3 separate regions of the Homo sapiens genome follow, and regions 1 and 3 are each linked to region 2. Evidence: chromatin contacts called from ENCODE Hi-C or POLR2A ChIA-PET data. All regions are on one chromosome and are shown on one strand. Each heading gives the region's core, a stretch centred on a gene start or an enhancer-like site at or near the end of the contact. The rest is flanking DNA. Distances are from core to core; before and after follow the strand shown.

Region 1 (2,927 bases), core at 171-2,670, 370 kb after region 2:
GGTGCCCAGGCTGATAACTCCTGGGCTAGGGAAGACAGAGGACTGCTGTTCAAGGCAGGGGTCAGGGAAGGCCTCCGGTGAGGGACACTTGAGCAAGGACCCAGAGCAGATGAAGGATGTCTGTGGACGGAAGGTCTCAGGCAGAGGGGATGGGGTTGGAGGAGGCGCCCTCACTGCAGGTGGGAGCATGCACGCCTCGAGGGAGAGATCTGGGGGTTTCAGCCTAAGTGTGATGGAGCCTGGGGGTCCCAGCAGGGCCAGAGATGCTCTCACTTAAGCTTCCAAAGGGTTCCTTTGGCTGCTGCAAGGAGAACAGCCTAGGAGGAGCCGAGAGGAGCTGGGGACTAGGTGGGAGGATGCTGGGTCACCTAGGCAAGAAATGTAGGGGCTGGAAGGGGAAGAGGAGCCCCAGGGTGGTAAGGTGTGGTCTGGATCAGAATGTGTCATCCAGGACCGGGCGCAATGGCTCACGCCTGTAATCCCAGCACTTTGGGAGGCCAAGGCGGGCGAATCACTTGAGGTCAGGAGATCGAGACCAGCCTGGCCAACATTCTGAAACCCTGTCTCTACTAAAAATACAAAAATTAGCTGGGCGTGGTGGCAGGTGCCTGTAATCCCAGCTGCTCAGGAGGCTGAGGCAGGAGAATCACTTGAACCCGGGAGGTGGAGGGAGCAGGGAGCCGAGATCATGCCACTGCATTCCAGCCTGGATGACAGAGCAAGACTCTGTCTCAAAAAAAAAAAAAAAAAAAAAAAAAAGACTGCGCCATCCAGGCTGTAGCTTCTAGAAGGGATTTGCTGAGGGATTAGTTGAGGGTGCGAGACAGAAATCAAGAGCCACCTTGGAGCTGACTTTCCATGAGGTCCCTGCTCCAGGTGTGTCCTTGACAAAAGGGACTCCAAGCCCTGCTTCTAACCCTAAGCCAGTGGCTCTCAACTAGTGGCGATTGTGCCCCCCAGAGGACACTGGAGACTAGGCCATGTCTGGAGACATTCGGGGTTGTCATAGCTGGGGATGCTGGCTCCTACCGGCATCTAGGGGGTGGAGAGGTCAGGGATGCTGCTGAACGTCCTGCAGTGCCCAGGACAGCCCCCACCACAGTCACCCAGCCCCGAATGTCACTAGTGCCAAGACTGAGGAATCCTGACCCCTGATTCCCCCTAAACCCTGCCACCTCCTCTCACACGGGGCCTGGCCCCACCAACTTAGCGGGGACTTTGTCAGAGGCCAGAGATTCCAAATCAATGCATCTCAGTGGCTAAGGTCCATATTAACTACATCTCACTTGCTTCTGACAGTGACACAGATCAGATGCTGCTGCTGTCGTGGCTGCCACCACAAGAAACAAGAGTGTTGGAGTGCAAATTCATTATCCAGCTGTTAAGAGCGACAGAGCATGCACACATCTCTCCCCGACCGGGTTATCTGAGAGCCAGCCCTGCTGTATGATTGAGTGGCTGCCAGCCTCCTCTTCTCTGTAACCTTGACACGCCAGAGCCGGGCCTCCAGTGCACAGGCTAAAAATCCTAAAGGCAACGGCGGCGGCAACAAATAGATGGGTTAATTTGTTTCATGCCCCCGTTGTCACCAGGCTCTCGCAGAATAAAACCACCACCACCACCACCACAACCTCCATTTGTGGGGTTTAATACCCCAGCTGCTGGGAATCAGATTCAGCCGGAGGAAGAAAATGTGACGTCGATGCAGAGATCCATTTATTCGGTGATGTTTGCTTAAAAACCGGTTTTTCATCTGCAGGTTATTCTTGCACGCTTGGACCTCAAGCAACACAATATCACATTTCCAGGTGGTATCTTTAAGGAAAGCTAATTAAGACTCTTGGCACTTGTAGGATGAAACATTTTACAATTTTCTTCAAAGCAATTTGCCAACATTAGCTAATTAAAACACCCAGCCTTCCATTGAGGGACAATGGGAAGAGCATACAATTGTCATTTCTGAGCATCTGTTGTACGGATAGAAATCCAAATTCCTGTTGCTTCTACTTGGTCAATGTCCTTCTCTGAAGGTGGCCTTTCATGGTTTTTCTGCAACCTGCATTTAGGAGCATTTAGAAGAAGATTCCAGCTTTTCTAGCACTTAGCCTCTAAAATAAAGAACAACACAGGGAAAGGAGTTTGAGCAATTGAGGCTGGTCTGCTAAGCCAGGGGTTGGCAAACTATGGCCCAAGGGCTAAATCCAGCCCTTGACCTTTCTTTAAAGTTTTATTGGAATACAGCCATGCTCATTGGTTTACATATTGTTTCTGGCTACTCTCAAGCTAAAACAGCAGGGTTAAGTGACTGCTAGAGAAAGTATAAGGCCTAGAAAGCTGGAAATATTTTTACTGTCTGGCCCTTTATGAAAACAGTTTGCAGACCTCTGCATTCAGCGGTCTGTTGCATCTGCCTATGATTTTCCCGCTCTGCAGGCCAAACTACCCCATTCCCAGTTGTTGATTGGACAGCTCTTTTCCCATGGTGTCATTACTGTTATTAAGTGTCTAGGCCCCAAATGAAGGTCTCCAAAGAAGTGTCTCTGGTCAGTAGAAAGGATTTTTTTTCTTTAGATAGAGATAGGGCCTCTCTATGTTAACCAGGCTTATCATGAACTCCTGGCCTCAAGCAATCCTCCCATCTCGGCCTCCCGAAGTGCAGGGATTACAGGCATGAGCCACCATGCCCGGCCCATTAGAAAGGTTATTCAAGGAAAGGGAATTTGAATTTAATCTCTCAGTATAGAAGATAATTTGACAATGTCAAAACCCAATAGAGGCCGGGCACAGTGGCTCACACCTGTAATCCCAGCACTTTGGGAGGCTGAGGCGGGTGGATCACCTGAGGTCAGGAGTTCGAGACCAGCCTGGCCAACATGGTGAAACCCCGTCTCTACTAAAAATATAAGAGTTAGCCAGGCGTGGTGACA
Region 2 (2,877 bases), core at 176-2,675:
GCCATTCCTGGATCCTGGTATAGTCTTCTCTTCTATCATAGCTGTTCTAGTAGAAGGAGAACTTCAAGGAGAAGGTGCTGTGCTTCTGAGGATAATGTGTCTCACTCCATTTCATACAGATACACCAAGTCAGCATTTCAATTCACGAAAGCTCCCAAGACAGATGTGAAACAGAAAGACGCCATTGTGGGAAAATCCCTTCCCTTCTCTGGACATATCTAAATAGGCTGTTATATGTGTGACTCCCTCTCAGGGTAAGTATGGCTAAGACATGCTATGTCCCTTCATTGGGTTACTCTACATTTGACTCTGTCACTGTGACACTATATGCTGCCAAAACATCACATCCCTTCCCTTGGAACAAAAAGGTCTTTTCATAAGACTTATTAAGTCTGAACATTAATCATATTCATCATTATTCAGTCTGCCTGCTGTCCACAATACTTAAATGAAGGGAAATTTTAAAAATAGAAAAAGACAAGTTTAGGAACTTCAAGACAATGATGAGAAAGGAATGATGGGGAAGAAAGCAATGGTGACCAAACCTATATTAAAAAATCTTAAATAAAAAAAATTAACAAATAGACTCTTAACTTTCAATATTAGTCTTTATTTCAAAAATAAGAGGAAGAGTGATTAAAGAGATGAATTCACATTTGAATAGGGTCCAAATGACTTAAGGACTATTTGGATTCAAATATTTCAGTTGGACCAGGAATGATGTTAGAGTTATGTGAGGCATTAGGGGTTGAAGTGAAATGGAAATCTTTCTTTCATTTAAAAGCAATTTTCTTGCTTTTGTGGGCCTTGAGAGTTTTCTAGGCTATGCAGGCCAACGAGCCTCCAACTCCCTTGCCTTGGACTCATGAACTCCCATTTCAGATCCAGCCTGTTAGGAGGAAGTAGAGTTTCTGTTTGTGACAGTTCCTTTTGCAGAAATCATGTGGTGCAAGAGAAGATTGTCCATATAGAGCTGAACAGTTGTTAGTTTTGAATCCAAATTAGAAAGTTTCTGCGCTAGGGCTGGGCATGGTGGCTCACACCTGTAATCCTAGCACTTTGGGAAGCCAAGGTTGGAGGATCACTTGAAGCCAGGAGTTAGAGAGCAGCCTGGGCAACATAGCGAGACTTATCTCTACAAAAATTAAAAAAAAATTAGTGGAGTGTAGTGGCATGTACCTGTAGTCCTAGCCACTTGGGAGGCTAAGACAGGAGGATCTCTTGAGCCCAGGAGTTTGAGACTGCAGTGAGTCATAATATCACACCACTGCACTCCAGCCTGGGCGACAGATGTGAGACCCTTCTCTTAAAAAACAAAACAAAAAACAAACAAACAAGAAAGTTTTGGTACTAGTGATACAGTAGAATCACACCTGATTTTGGTTCTGGCTTCAGAGCCTCTCATGTAAGATGCCACCATGAGAACGATCACTGGTGAACAGGGTGAAACAGAAAGTGCTTTGCTTGGAAAGACAGGAAGCAGGTGGTGAGTTCTTCTCCACCACATTTCAAAAACAGAGTGTATGTAGTAGGCCCCATCAAGCAAGCTTTAACCTCAAACCCATTAGATGTTTATTAAGCACCTACTGTGTGCCAGGCCCTGTGCTAAGGGCTTTTATATATGGCATCTAATTAAACCCCAGGACAAACAGAAACATCCTAGCAGACTCTACCCATCCCTCATTCCTAAGTGTGGCTTGATAGTAAGGCAGAGCTTTTCAACCTTAGCACTACTGGCATTCAGGTTGGATATTTGTTCTTGGGGGCTGTCCTGTACACTGCACGATGTTGAGCAGCATTGCTGGCCTCTACCTACTAGACGCCAACAGCATACCTTGCTCTAGGAATGACAATCAAAATGTCTCAAGACATTGTCAAATGTCCTCCAGGGGACAAAAATTGCCCCTACTTGAGACTCACTTCCTTAGAGACAGAATGGTTGCAATGCCCAGGCAGCTGTAGGTAAACATATCTTTCACTCCCTTCAGTGGTCTGACTCAGTGGTTCTCTAACCTGAATGTGTTATAAACAATATCATATACACCCTACTTTATGGGAAGAGAATTTTCAAGGGTAATTTGACCCCATTCATTTTTGCCTTACGTGCTGACATGACAATCTAACCTCTCTTTTATTGGGGTGTGTGTGTGTGTGTGTGTGTGTGTGTGTGTTTGAGATGGAGTCTCACTCTGTTGCCCAGGCTGGGGTGCAATGGCACCATCTCGGCTTACTGCAACCTCCACTTCCTAGTTTTAAGCAATTCTCATGCCTCAGCCTCCCAAGTAGCTGGGATTACAGGCATATGCCACCATGCCTGGCTAATTTTTGTATTTTTAGTAGAGACAGGCTTTCACCATGTTGGTCAGGATGGTCTTGAACTCCTAACTTCAAGTGATCCACCGGCCTTTGCCTCCCAAAGTGCTGGGATTACAGGCATGAACCACTGCACCCGGCCATAAGCCCTCTTTTAAATTGGACACCACTGGTCTCCCTGAAGAGCTCAGAGCAGTCACAAAGGTCTTTTCAGCACAGAAAAATCTCTCTCCTGCCCAGGCTTCTTCTGCAAGGACAATGGTGATTATTGCCCATATTGAATACTTCCTGTGGTGCCGAGCCACCCTACTGAATCCTTACATTGACACTATCAGGTAGGTGCTATTCCTGCCCATTTTTCAGAGGAGACCCTGAGGCTAATAAATGCTAGAGCCCATTTGATGCCAAGCTGGAGCGCTTTTCAATAGAAAATATGCACAGCATGCACTCAATAATGGTGAACTACAGTTTACTAGTGGAAAACAAATCTGTTTGATTTAATCATGAACAGTCATTCAAAATTATTTTCCTGAACCAAAAAAAAGACTGATTGAACAAAGTTTC
Region 3 (3,198 bases), core at 652-3,151, 260 kb before region 2:
AACACATAAAAAAAGGTTTCCATTTATACATTGATATGTAATAGATTTAATGGAATGAAAGTTTACATCTGTACATCAAGTCTGCTTAAACACATTTTTCTTTTTTTTGTTAAGACAGGGTCTCGCTCTGTCACCCAGGATGGCGTGCAGTCACGCGATCATGGCTCACTGCAGCCTCAACTTCCCAGACTCAAGCAATCCTCCCACCTGAGCCTCCCAAGTGGTTGGGACTACAGGCATGTGCCAACCCACCCAGCTAATTGTTTGTAGAGATGGGGTCTCATTGTGTTGCTCAGGCTGGTCTTGAACTCCTGGGCTCAAGCCATCCTCCTGCCTAGGCCTCCCAAAGTTTTGAGATTACAGGCATGAGCCACCATGCCTGGCCTGCTTAAACAAGCTTGATTTCACTGTCAATAACCCTCCAGTAAAAAATTATACCGTACTTTTTTTTTTTTTTTTGGTGAGGAGTTTCCCTCTTACCACCTTGGCAGGAGTGCAGTGGGTGTGATCTTGGCTCACTGCAACCTCCGCCTCCCGGGTTCAAGCAATTCTCCTGAGTCAGTCTCCCAAGTAGCTGGGATTACAGACGCCCGCCACCATGCCCAGCTAATTTTTGTGTTTTTAATAGAGACGGGGTTTCACCAGGCTGGCCAGGCTGGTCTCGAACTCCTGACCTCAGGTGATCCGCCTGCCTCAGCCTCCTGAAGTGTTGGGATTACAGGTGTGAGCCACCACACCCACCCTACATAATTCTTTTACACTGTAAAAGTATTTTATGCTTTTAAATATATTTTTAAATACATATGCTTTTAGATAAATTATTAAATTTAATTAATATTTGAAGAATGATGGAAAAGAAAAATGGATTAAGAGTAAAAAACATAAAGGAGGCACGGAGAAAAAGGCTTTAAATTATTATTTAAATCTGATGTATACACTATTACTTTTTACATAATACAAACTGAAATATACAAGAAACAAAACAAATCACTGTGATATAGAACCCCTTAAAGAAAACGCTTGGAAAATCTTTGTCTTTTCTACACTGCAGGGCAAAAAAACCCTCTAATACTAGAGGTGCAGTATGCAGTTTCACTGCTGGACTGTGTACACTGTGAGAGGAATGCAAACTAAGCGCAAGATTGCTCCTGGAGGGATCACAAAACACTGCCCAGGACACTCTCATCATTCTGTGGGCCTGGAGCATTCTCTGGATCATTAAAACTGTCTCAAGTAGTTGCCACTCTATTCGAATTAGACACATTTCTAATAAGCCTCAAATTAAAAAAAAAAAGTTAATTTTGAAAAATTCACAAAAACAGGCCGGGCGTGGTAACTCACGCCGGTAATACTATCACTTTGGGAGGCTGAGGCAGGCAGATCACTTGAGGTCAGGAGTTTGAGACCAGCCTGGGCAACACGGTAAAACCCCGTCTCTATTAACATACAAAAAATTAGCCGGGCACTGTGGCGGGTGCCTGTAGTCCCAGCTACTCGGGAGGCTGAGGCAGGAATATTGCTTGAACCCAGGAGGTGGAGGTTGTAGTGAGCCGAGATCATGCCACTGAACTCTCCAGCCTGGGCGACAGAGCAAGACTCCAAGGGAAAAAAAAAAAAAAAACTAAAAATTTGCAAAAGACAATATAAAGACAATGATTCTGTACACTTTTTTCACATTACAATTAACTGAAAGTACTACTTTGGGTTAAAAACAGTATTAAAAATTGGAGAAATATTTTAAGGTCTCAGATGTTAAGAGCAACAGTATGTATGCCAATTGTTAGACTGTATTGTGGAAGGAAATTTTAGGTTCAACTATTATCTTAAGCACACACACACACGAGATACTTGCTTTACGGAGCTTTGACTTTTGCTAAATTAATTCACTAAAGATAAATGGAAGTGAAAGCAATGAGATGAGAAGGAAGTTATGACACATACATGGCATCATCTTTAAAATGAGAAACTGAAAGCTCAAGATGATGGCATGTGGGCATATGTGTCTTCTTTTATTTTCTATCTCCTGCCTTCTTCTCCTCCCATCTCTGAGACTCCACTCATGCCAATAAACAAGCTGATCATTAAGTTAAATGCTTCTATATGAGGTCTCAGGAAACTAACTTAGTAAGACTATAGATTACTTTTCTCATCTTTAACTGAGAACATTCTAAGTTATTTTAAAGCAACTGGGTGGGTAGAGGACAAGATTTAACTTTCTTTTTTAAGTCATGAGACTCGTTTATTTTCACAGCTAAACATTAACTGTTTTTTTTAATTCCATATTATAAAATTGTTGTATTTAAATCCAGATGCATTTTTATTTTTAAATATAGAGTAGTTACAAATAATATGTATCTTTTATTTTTAAGGTATACAATAAATTCTCAATTTCTCAACACTAGGAAAGGCAATGTCAGAGGGTTATACAATTAGGCAGAACTGAGTTTACATCTTACCTATTATAAGCTGCCTTAAGTCAATTAACTTCTCGGTATTTCAGTTTTCAATGCTACAAAGTAAGATAATAATGCCTACCTCATAGATATATAAACATAAAATAAGATAAAATAAGTGATAACCTTCAGGACATGATAGTTACTAAAATTAAGTACAGTCTCCACCACAAATCAGAATGAAATCATCCCTTCATCAATGCGCATCCCAAATTACCTAATGTGAGTTTGGGAATAGATTTTAAATTTTACAGTTCAAATAAGCATGTTACAAAACATATCAGAAAGGAAAATTCAAGGCCAGGCGTAGTGGCTCACGCCTGTAATCTCAGCACTTTGGGAGGCCGAGGCAGGCTGATCATGAGGTCAGGAGATCGAGACCATCCTGGCTAACACAGTGAAACCACATCTCTACTTAAAAATACAAAAAATTAGCCAGGCATGGTGGCGGGCACCTGTAGTCCCAGCTACTCAGGAGGCTGAGGCAGGAGAATGGCGTGAACCCGGGAGGCAGAGCTTGCAGTGAGCCGAGATCACACCGCTGCACTCCAGCCTGGGAGACAGAGCAAGACTCCACATCGAAAAAAAAAAAAAAAAAAGGAAGGAAAATTCTATCCGAAATCCAAATTATGAACTATTACAGTCACATGCTAACATTAATACCTTGAATCAATTCTCTTCTATTGATTTTCTTTTTTCTGGGTATGGTGGTGCATGCCTGTAGTGCAGTTTTTTGTTTTTTTGA

What was found. Hi-C counts contacts between places; a loop is a spot of excess contacts on that map. ChIA-PET counts read pairs that join two places held with the same protein, here RNA polymerase II (POLR2A). Pooled maps may share reads with other maps.
Region 1: a loop to region 2 is called in a pooled map, with 2.1 times the contacts of the local background. The contact joins two enhancer-like sites. A Hi-C loop is called at or near these places in 1 of 168 maps with a recorded cell type or tissue (GM12878), 2 of 37 single-sample maps with no recorded cell type and 4 of 50 pooled maps. POLR2A ChIA-PET finds 5 or more read pairs at or near these places in 1 of 52 experiments (WTC11).
Region 3: a pooled map shows a loop between it and region 2 (3-fold over the local background). The contact joins two enhancer-like sites. A Hi-C loop is called at or near these places in 5 of 37 single-sample maps with no recorded cell type and 7 of 50 pooled maps. POLR2A ChIA-PET finds 5 or more read pairs at or near these places in 2 of 52 experiments (A673 and activated B cell).

Annotation. Positions count from the first base shown.
Region 1 is chr12:116,696,556-116,699,482 of GRCh38, forward strand. It overlaps LINC03088 (long intergenic non-protein coding RNA 3088), which reads left to right. Exons shown (of 2, transcript XR_007063473.1): 2 at 1,300-1,624. Among named protein-coding and RNA genes, the nearest start is that of LINC03088, 36 kb to the left of the region's middle. Within about 2 kb of position 1,421, at least 4 of the 41 ENCODE cell types and tissues checked have a DNase peak (open chromatin) inside an H3K27ac peak, as active enhancers do.
Region 2 is chr12:116,323,971-116,326,847 of GRCh38, forward strand. No RefSeq gene overlaps it. Among named protein-coding and RNA genes, the nearest start is that of MED13L, 48 kb to the left of the region's middle. RefSeq lists enhancers at 57-266, 1,326-1,405, 1,476-1,535. Within about 2 kb of position 1,426, at least 6 of the 41 ENCODE cell types and tissues checked have a DNase peak (open chromatin) inside an H3K27ac peak, as active enhancers do.
Region 3 is chr12:116,058,975-116,062,172 of GRCh38, forward strand. The region is part of intron 4 of MED13L (mediator complex subunit 13L); the gene reads right to left. Among named protein-coding and RNA genes, the nearest start is that of MIR620, 88 kb to the right of the region's middle. Within about 2 kb of position 1,902, at least 7 of the 41 ENCODE cell types and tissues checked have a DNase peak (open chromatin) inside an H3K27ac peak, as active enhancers do.